Linked DNA regions of Homo sapiens: region 1 is linked to region 2. A link is a contact called in ENCODE Hi-C or POLR2A ChIA-PET data. All regions are on one chromosome and are shown on one strand. Each heading gives the region's core, a stretch centred on a gene start or an enhancer-like site at or near the end of the contact. The rest is flanking DNA. Distances are from core to core; before and after follow the strand shown. Region 1 overlaps LINC02427 (long intergenic non-protein coding RNA 2427). Region 2 overlaps IRF2 (interferon regulatory factor 2).

Region 1 (4,734 bases), core at 532-3,031, 58 kb before region 2:
GATCCACAAGCCATTTCTTAATTTTTGAGATGTTTGCCATTTGGAGAGGCTGGGAATGGCAAACCATTTTTTTTTTTTTCCTTTTTTCAAATCCTGCAAGTCCTGCCACCTTTATATTTTGCCATGGGTTCCTTAGCTCATATCCATTCTCTCTTATTTTTTATTTATTTTTAATTTTATTTATTTACTTTTTTGAGATGGAGTCTCTCTCTGTTGCCCAGGCTGGAGTGCAGCGGCGCGATCTCGGCTCACTGCGAGCTCCACCTCCCGGGTTCACGCCATTCTCCTGCCTCAGTCTCCTGAGTAGCTGGGATTACAGGTGCCCGCCACCACAGAAGGCTAATTTTTTTTGTATTTTTAGTAGAGATGGGGTTTCAACATGTTAGTCAGGATGGTCTCGATCTCCTGACCTCCTGATCTGCCCGCCTCGGCCTCCCAAAGTGCTGGCATTACAGGCGTGAGCCACCGCGCCCGGCCTACTCATTTTTATTTTTATTTTCATTTCTTTTTATTTTTTTTCGAGACGGAGTCTTACTCTGTCGCCCAGGCTGCAGTGCATTGGTACGATCTCAGCTCACTTCAACCTCTGACTCCTGGATTCAAGCAGTTCTCCTGCCTCAGCCTCCCAAGTAGCTGGGATTACAGGCGTGAGCCACCGCGCCCAGCCTATTTATTTTTATTTTTTATTTTCATTTCTTTTTTTTTTTTCGAGATGGAGTCTTACTCTGTTGCCCAGGCTGGAGTGCAGCGGTACAATCTCGGCTCACTTCAACCTCTGACTCCCGGATTCAAGCAGTTCTCCTGCCTCAGCCTCCCACGTAGCTGGGATTACAGGCGTCCGCCACTAGGCCCTGATAATTTTTGTATTTTTAGTAGAAACGGGGTTTCTCCATGTTGGCCAGGTTGGTCTTGAACTCCTGACCTCGTGATTTGCTCGCCTCGGCCTCCCAAAGTGCTGGGATTACAAGTGTGAGCCACCGCGCCTGGCCCATTCTCTCTTATTTTATTGTGGCAGCTAGAAGTTAGGTGGCCCGTGTGCCTGTCAATTCCCTCCACTCAGTCATACAGCTCATTGATACATTTTCTATTTTCCAAGTTATCTTGGGTTTCAATGTTGCTAAACTTCCCACCGCTACACAAACCTGTCTTCCTTCTTCCAGGTTTCAACAATATTTTCATCATATTTATTGAAGGCCTCACTGACAGACTTCTCAAGGCCCCTCTACCTTCTATTCGCTGCCTGGCCCCAAAGCCAGTGCCACACATTTTAGGTTTTTAACTGCAGCAGCACCTATGATGTTTCCAAAATCTGTATCATTAAAGTTTGATCAGAGAAGCAAAACCACCTTGAGCAAAACAAGGAATTTATTAAAGAGATTAGGATACACATTGTTATGAAAGCTGCAACCTGCTGCCCCTGTGTCCAGAAGTGGGCCTGAAGTCAGCAGGGCTGGCAAATGGATGTGCAGTGGGAGAGAGTAGGCGTGAGCTGCACCTGCAGGGAGGAGATGGAACTCCTGTGGATGGACTGAAACTGATGTCTTCCACGTCAGCCTCTCAGGCCTCCAACACTCCAGCGCTGATGATGAAGATGACCTGCAGAGGAGCTGGTGCCCTTCACCATGGAATTGCTCATAAACCCAAGATTCAGTGAAGCTGAAGAAGCAGTTCTGGTGGGAGCTGGAGGAACTGCAGGCACAGCTGCTGCCCTGTACCAATACATTGAGCCAGTGGCTGCCTGGCATTGTGTGTGAGCCACCACAGCGCCTGGCCCTACACAGACTTTGACTGTAAATATGACTGCTGTTTCACTTCTGCCTTCCAAATTTTGCTCAGATTTTCTGAGAAACATAGTTCAGCTTAGGTACATTGACACAGTACAAAGCCACCGCAGTGGCTGGTTAGGGAGGGATTATGAATGCAGGCTGAGAATGCACGGGAAGCGTTTGTCTATTTATAGAGTAGGTACCATTCAAGGATTTATGTGAATCAGGTGCAAAGAACTCACACAAAGATGGGGAAAGTTAGTACTTAGAAATCAGTGATACTAGATAACCAATAAATAAAAATAAACTTATTTTTAGAAAATAAGAAAATAGAAAAGCTTTAATAAAATAGTATTGGGCCGGGTGCAGTGGCTCACGCCTGTAATCCTAGCACTTTGGGAGACTGAGGTGGGCGGATCACCTGAGGTCAGGAGTTCCAGACCAGCCTGGCCAACATGGTGAAACCCAATCTCTACTAGAAAAAACCACAAAAATTAGCTGGGCGTGGTGGTACGTGCCTGTAATCCTAGCTCCTCGGGAAGCTGAGGCAGGAGAATCGCTTGAACTCAGGAGGTGGAGGGTGCAGTGAGCCAAGATCGTGCCATTGCACCCCAGCCTGGGTGACAGAACAAGATTCTATCTCAAAAAAATAAAAATAAAAATAAATAAATAAAATAGTATTGAAATGGTGAATAATACTATTTCAGCACATCCTAAACAGATCATGCAGATAGTAAGAGGTTTTCTGCATGAGTTTGCTAGGGCTGCCGTAACAAAACACCATGGACGGGAGCTTTAACAACAGAAATTGATTTCTCACAGTTCTGCAGGCAGGGTGTTCAGGACCAAGATATTGGCAGGCTTGGTTTCTCTGAATCCTCTCTCCTTGGCTTGCAGGTGGCTGTTTTCTTTTCTTTTTTCTTTTTTTTTCTTTGAGATGGAGTCTCACTCTGTCACCCAGGCTGGAGTGCAGTGGCGCAATCTCAGCTCACTGCAGCCTCTGCCTCCTGGGTTCAAGCGATTCTCCTGCCTCAGCCTCCTGAATAGCTGGGATTACAGGTGCCTGCCACCACGCCCAGCTAATTTTTGTATTTTTAGTAGAGATGGGGTTTCACCATGTTGATCAGGCTGATCTCAAACTCAGGACTTCGTGATCCACCTGCTTCGGCCTCCCAAAGTGCTGGGATTACAGGTGTGAGCCACCACGCCCGGCAGCTTGCAGGTGGCTGCTTTCTTGCTGTGTGTTCACATGGTCATTCGTCTGTGTGTGCACACGTGTAGTGTCTGTGTCTGTGTCCTAGCCTCCTCTTCTTATAAGGACACCAGTCAAACTGGATTAGGGCCCACTTTCCTGACCCCCTTTTACCTTAATTCCCATTTTAAAAGGCTTATCTTCAAATACCATCACATTCTAAGGTACTGGGGGTTAGAGCTTCAATATGTGAGTTTTAGGGAGACACAGTTGAGCTCATAACATTTTCTATAGAACAATCAAGTTTGAGACATGCCACATGCTATATTTTCTTCTTGGAAATTTGCAAGGTATATATGCATATGAATGACTGTGCAAAGTCCTGGAAAACATCCAGTATTCATCTTTCACACTCTCCCTGTTTGATCCATTATTTATTGATAACCTTCCACTGGCTTCCTTTATGCATTGGCTGAGTGCATTGAGCTGCCGCATGGAAATATGATCTGCCGGCTGCCGCTGGCAGTCAGGAAGGGAAGGTGGACATGGAGAGAGCAAGCAAAAGCTGGAGTCTCAAGGAGATGAAGTGGAACCCAGGGCTGTATCTCATTAGAGCGCATGTTGGCCTCTCATCACTTCCAGGCCTCCGGCTTTGAAGATGCTCGGGGAGTTGCTTTGGAGGGCTACGTGGAGAGAATGGGATTGGTAAGTGGGCAAGAGGGTTGGTTCTTGCTGGATGGAATTGCGTCTTCCATCTCTTCCAAGGGGACTTCTGGATTGCCAGGGGCCTGGCATGTCCTGCCTCACCCATACTTGCTGGCCAGGGTGAGTGGCCTCTCACCTGGCCTAACCTTGCTGCCCTCTTTGTTGTGCTCTTTGTGGGTGAGGAAAAGAGCAGAGCTGCGGATGCCACTGGAGCGTGGCCAGGCTGGGTGAGGACCCACACAGAAAAGTGTGGGCAGGCGTGGTGGGTGGGGGCGGGGGATAAGGCATGGGCCCTGGGCAGTCAGCCAGTGCCCCCGTCACGCCCTGGCTCCAGGTGTCCAGCATCAGCCGTGTGCACATCCCACCTCGCAGGCCTCTCCCGGCTGCTGGCCCACTTTCTGCATGCTACTCCTACTTCTCTGACCTCCTGCTCAGCTCAGCTATCCTAGCTCCGAGTTTCGCCTTTCTTCTTGAATACAATCAGAATTCTCTCTGTTGGCCCTGGACCCCCATGCTGAACAATTCCCATGGTGCTGGCCTTCTCTCAATCCTCTGAATTAAACCCCAGACTCACTGCAAGTCTTCAGCCAAGTGAAGACTTCCGGTGGCCTCTCTGCCACCCTGGCACTCGAGGAAGCAGATGCTTCTCTCTCTTCCTGTAGTGCTCTTACCATGAATCATCTCCAGGTCCTCCCAACAGGATCAGTCAGCTCCTCATCTCAGCTGTGCTGTAACCCTGGTATCTCTGCAGCCTGGTGAAGATGACGGTGTTTTAATGAAGCGTACATCTCTACAGTAACTGGCCTGGCACATGCAAACAGGAACAGCAGCTTCCTCTCCTGCAAGGCACGGTGCAGATTGCTTTCCACGCATTATTTCTGCTCCTCGCACCACCCTCCCCAACCCGAAAGATAGAGCATATTGTCCTAATTTTACCAAGCAGAAAACTGGCTCCCAGAGAGCAGCTCTGCTCAGCTAGGGCATGTCAGAGCACTGCCTGGGACCCACATCTCCTGACTCCAGGGCCAAGGCACCTCTGGGCCCTCACACGGGCATTAATAGAGATACATT
Region 2 (4,601 bases), core at 131-2,630:
AATGATGCTGATTTTTCGTGTAGCGTGATAACAATAATATATTCCAAAGATTGAAATAACTTGAAATCTACTGCAAGCCCCAAATCCCTTATTTGCAATCCAAAATGCTCTGAAACTGAAAGTTATTATCATGACTCATTTGGCAGGATAGTCTGCCCTGAATTGACATGAAGCTATTCATAGCTTTTATTTATCCCAATCAGTGTGAATGTTCGTGTTTCACTGCAGAAATATTAACTGTGTTGGATTAAGGGGTTCTGCCCTAATTACTTTCCGGGGTGTTTTGTTCCTTGTGGTATATGGTATGTGTACCGCATTATCTTGCTAACATCCACACACTTTTGAATTCTGAAGACTTTATCTGGCCCCAAGATTTTGAATAGAAGACGGTGAGCCTGCGTCAGTATACCTAGCCCCTACAACCAGAGGCTTCTCACATCCTGGTGTTTCCAGGAACAGTCGCTCTTTATATCTGTTTCAGGTGTCAGTATTAATGAGACCCCATTCACATTCAGAAGTGCTCCATTTTGGCTTGGTCACCATACTAACCACATACCATAGTTCTTGGTAACGGCCAGCGCAGTGTTGGTGAACATCAGTACATTTCTAGTGAATTCCCATGTATAAAATAAACAAGATCTACATAAACAACATTCCAGATTGTATCTTGAAAACCTAAAGTCATTTAAAGCATTATTGGTAAGGTATCCCCGACTGCCTGTCTAGATGGCATTTCCCACGCATTGGTGCACGCTTCTTTTGATGGCAGTTCATCCTTCTCCTCACTGTGATTGCCTGTGTCCCTGTCTTCTCTTTCTAGGCTGCAAGCTCCTTCCGTCATTGCGTATCACTGTGCTGGGCGTATATAGCAAGTTCATTATTTAGTCAACTAATATTTATTGAGCGTTGGCCTCTGCCGTACTCTGGGCCCTGGGAATAGCATGGTGAACAAAACAGAATTGACTTTGGTCCTCATGGAGATTCTTGTCTACAGATTTGGGGGCCTGGCCTGGTGAAATGGAGAAGGTTTGCTGTCAAGTGACTTTGAAGCCAAATCTGAAAAATGAGTAAGAGTTAGCTTGGGAGAGGGGATGCTCTTGAGGCTGAGGGGTGACAGACGCAGAGACTTGGGACGGACCCCTCGCTGGAGGCTTGTGGGGTAAGGACAGGCTTTAGGCAGTGGAATGATGAGAGTCTGTTTGTGCTTTTGGAAGGGTGTTCTGGCTGTAGGGCAGAGCTGGGTTGGGGTTGGGGGCCGAGGAGAGCAGTCTGAATGGCTGCCTGGTCCAGGCTTTGTGGAAGGAAGGATCGGTTCTTCACCCCTGGTTTCGGTTTCTGTTCTCAGTGTGGGAGCTGTTCTTGGACAGTGCTGTGTGCTCTTCTCCGGAGTCCGAGGCCAGGGGAGTAACTGCAGTGTTCAGCCAAGTACGAGCAAGTGGAACTGACAGTTGTTCAGGCTTCCGTCTTGCACACGTCGAGGAAACGTTGTAAACAAGAAACAAAAAGCAAAGCCCTTACTCCTAGTGGGTCTTCCCTGAGCCAAGTGCTTGAAAAGCTGTGGGAGTGGGAACTGTTGTCATGATCGAAAATGAAACTATTCTGGGAATGCCAGATTTGGGGCGCTGGGAACCCTGAAGTGTCCTGCAGAGAACTGGTGGTGGAGGGGCCTCTGGAGGACAAACATCTACAATTTGCAAATCTATCAGTGACCCAGCGATGGCACTTCTGGCGGTTTTTCTTCCACCTTAACTTTGAGGTGAGGCAGAGTGACTTGGAAACCAATTCTGTGCTTTAAAATATAAAACATAAATAACTTCTATTGAATTAGCACAGAAGTTTGGCTGGAGGTAAATCTTTGGCGCCTAAATCTGAGCGCTTTTCTCTCAAATACGCACGAGAGCTCTTTGGCCGTCTTATTTCTCCTCTTCTACACAACTGAACAATTTAAATGAATTATGGACCATCACTCCTCATCTCCCCCAGGAAATGAAGCTTAGAGCCTCCTTGTTCAGCTAATTGTTGCTTGATTAAGCTGCCCCTTATGGATGGATAGATAAAGTGATTGATGCATGTGCTTATTAATACCATCCTGGTGCACGGAGGACGAATAAACCGCCAGCAGCTTCATTTAAGCACCACAAAGGGGGTTTCCTAGAGTTTGTTGTATTTGCAGAAAGGCTGTCGTCGTCTTTCCCTCTGTACTGGAAATTACTTACCTACTTGGTATTGTCTTTCTGGCCAAGTCGTTTTCTTTTGAGCTAATTTCAGACTTCCACCACAGTTTAACAATAGTACAAAGAATTATTTTTCTACATCTTTGGAGAGTAACTTGCCAATACTGATATCCCATCACTCCTGAGTACTTGAATGTGTCTTTGCTGTAACGAAGATAGTCTCCATTGAGACCCTGGCACGGCCATCAGAATCAGGAAACTAGCACCGCTGTGTGAGTCGCCTCCCACCCGCAGACCCTGTTCCTGTTGGAATGTCTCAGTCATGTCCCTTGCAGCAGGAGAATCTGATGCAGGGCTAGGTGTTGAATTTCGGTGCCCTGCCTCCTTCATTATTCCTTGACTTCCATGAACTTGACACTTTTGACAATGACAAGGCAATTTTCTTAGAGAATGTGTATCCGTTTGGGCTTGTTGACGTTTCTGGTTATGCATTTCTTACAAGAATATCACGGCGGTGAGACTTTCTTCTTCTTGCATCCTTACAGGTGATACATGCTTTTGATTTGCCCCTTAATTCGTAACGTTCATTTGATCTTTTAATTAAGGAGCCATCAGTCAGCCTTCTCCATGATAAAGTTAGTCTTTTTCCCTTTGTCATAAAAAATATTTTGTGGGAGGTATTTTTGAGGCTATGTAAGTATCCCATTTTTCACCAGCCTTTTACTCACTGGTTAGCATCCATTGGTATTTCTTGGCTGAGTACTACTTTGATAGCTACCAAATGTTGATCTTCTAAGTCCATCATTCTTCCTACATTTATTTGTTTGCATTCTACATTATGGGAAAGCTTTTTCATTCCCCTATTTATTTATTCGTAGATTCCAATTTTGTTCAATGACAGAAATACATTTCAGTCATGTATTTGGGTGCTCAGATTGTCTTAGATGTGGCCAGTGGGAGCTCCATCAGGTTGGGTTCTGTGACTTTTTTTTGACATGTTGCTATTATCTTTTGAGCCCTTCCTTATTTCCTTTCCCAGGCTTATCTTTTGCTTTCCCTGCCCCAGCTCTGGAGTCAGCCATTTCTCCAAGGAGCCCTGATTCCTTTTGGTGGAGGATGGTGTTTGGAAACCAAGATTTGTGCACTGCCTGTGCTCATTGCTGTTGGGGTCTTGCTGTTCCCAGGCCCTTTTAGTGTCAAGGTTAGAGAATATGTGTATTAGTTGCATATATACTTACACATATGCATGCTTTTTTTGTTTTTTTTGAGACGGAGTCTTGCTCTGTCGCCCAGGCTGGAGTGCAATGGCGCGATCTTGGCTCACTGCAAGCTCCACTTCCTGGGTTCAAGCAATTCTCCCTGCCTCAGCCTCCCGAGTAGCTGGGACTACAGGTGCCCGTCACCACGCCTGGCTAATTTTTTTTTTATTTTTAGTAGAGACGGGGTTTCACCGTGTTAGCCGGGGTGGTCTCGATCTCCTGACCTCGTGATCCGTCCGCCTCCTATGCATGCTTTTTTACCTCTGTATTTATTTCTGTGTTTATTGAGATATATGAAAAAGCACAAATTCAAATCAAGTCCTCCTATTCTAGTGCCACAGCCTGGGTTATTGTAGTTTTCTTTCTTTCTGTATCTGTAACTTCCTTCTCCAGTAGTCAAAAGCCTCACTTCCATTACCCTGGTATATAATATAATTTACTCAGTTGCCTGTGTGTATGTGGTCTTATGTCCCCACGGTTGCCCCACCACAATGACGATGCCCTCCTCACCTCCCTGTTCTGGCTCCCAGCCCCTGCACAGGGCTGTGGTCTCCCTCCTGTGTCTATCCTCACTGCCCACATGGGCTTTTGTATTCTGTGTGCCAGGTGGCTGCTGCCCCAGCCACCCTAACAGGTGCTCTCTTTCTGCCAATACCTACCCTGGCTGCACCTGCCCCTCTACCCCTAGTGTCTACTCTATTAGTTTCCTGTGGCTGCCATAACAAATTACCGCAAACTGGGAAGCATGAAACAACAGAAATTTATTCCCTCACAGTTTTGAAGGCCAAAAGTTGGCAATTAAGGTATGGGCAGGGTTGGTTCCTATTGGGGACCCTGAGCGGGAATCTGCACCATGCCTCTCTCCTACCTTCTGGTGGCTGCTAGCAATCCTTGGCTTTCTTTGGCTTATGGAGGAGTCACTCTAATGCCTGCCTCTGTCTTCATACAACATTCTCCTTTCTTCTATGTGTGTCTGTGTCCAAGTTTCCCTCTTCTTAAAAGGACACCAGTCATATTGGATTTAGGGCCCATTCTAATCTGGTATGACCTCGTTTAACTTGATTATATCTGCACAGACTCCATATGCAGAAAAGGTCACATTCACAGGCTCCAGGTGGACACGAATGTTGGGGGGCCACTGTTCAACCCAGTACATCTTCTTTGCTGC

The links. Hi-C counts contacts between places; a loop is a spot of excess contacts on that map. ChIA-PET counts read pairs that join two places held with the same protein, here RNA polymerase II (POLR2A). Pooled maps may share reads with other maps.
Region 1: a loop to region 2 is called in a map with no recorded cell type, with 4 times the contacts of the local background. The contact joins two enhancer-like sites. A Hi-C loop is called at or near these places in 3 of 37 single-sample maps with no recorded cell type and 7 of 50 pooled maps. POLR2A ChIA-PET finds 5 or more read pairs at or near these places in 6 of 52 experiments (GM10248, H1, IMR-90 and 2 more).

The regions. Positions count from the first base shown.
Region 1 is chr4:184,503,803-184,508,536 of GRCh38, reverse strand. LINC02427 (long intergenic non-protein coding RNA 2427) reads left to right here. Exons shown (of 3, transcript NR_147158.1): 3 at 1,161-2,077. Among named protein-coding and RNA genes, the nearest start is that of IRF2-DT, 31 kb to the right of the region's middle. RefSeq lists enhancers at 1,464-1,673, 4,420-4,489, 4,540-4,629, 3,513-4,712. Within about 2 kb of position 1,781, at least 6 of the 41 ENCODE cell types and tissues checked have a DNase peak (open chromatin) inside an H3K27ac peak, as active enhancers do.
Region 2 is chr4:184,445,795-184,450,395 of GRCh38, reverse strand. All of the region lies in intron 1 of IRF2 (interferon regulatory factor 2), which reads left to right. Among named protein-coding and RNA genes, the nearest start is that of IRF2, 26 kb to the left of the region's middle. Within about 2 kb of position 1,380, at least 28 of the 41 ENCODE cell types and tissues checked have a DNase peak (open chromatin) inside an H3K27ac peak, as active enhancers do.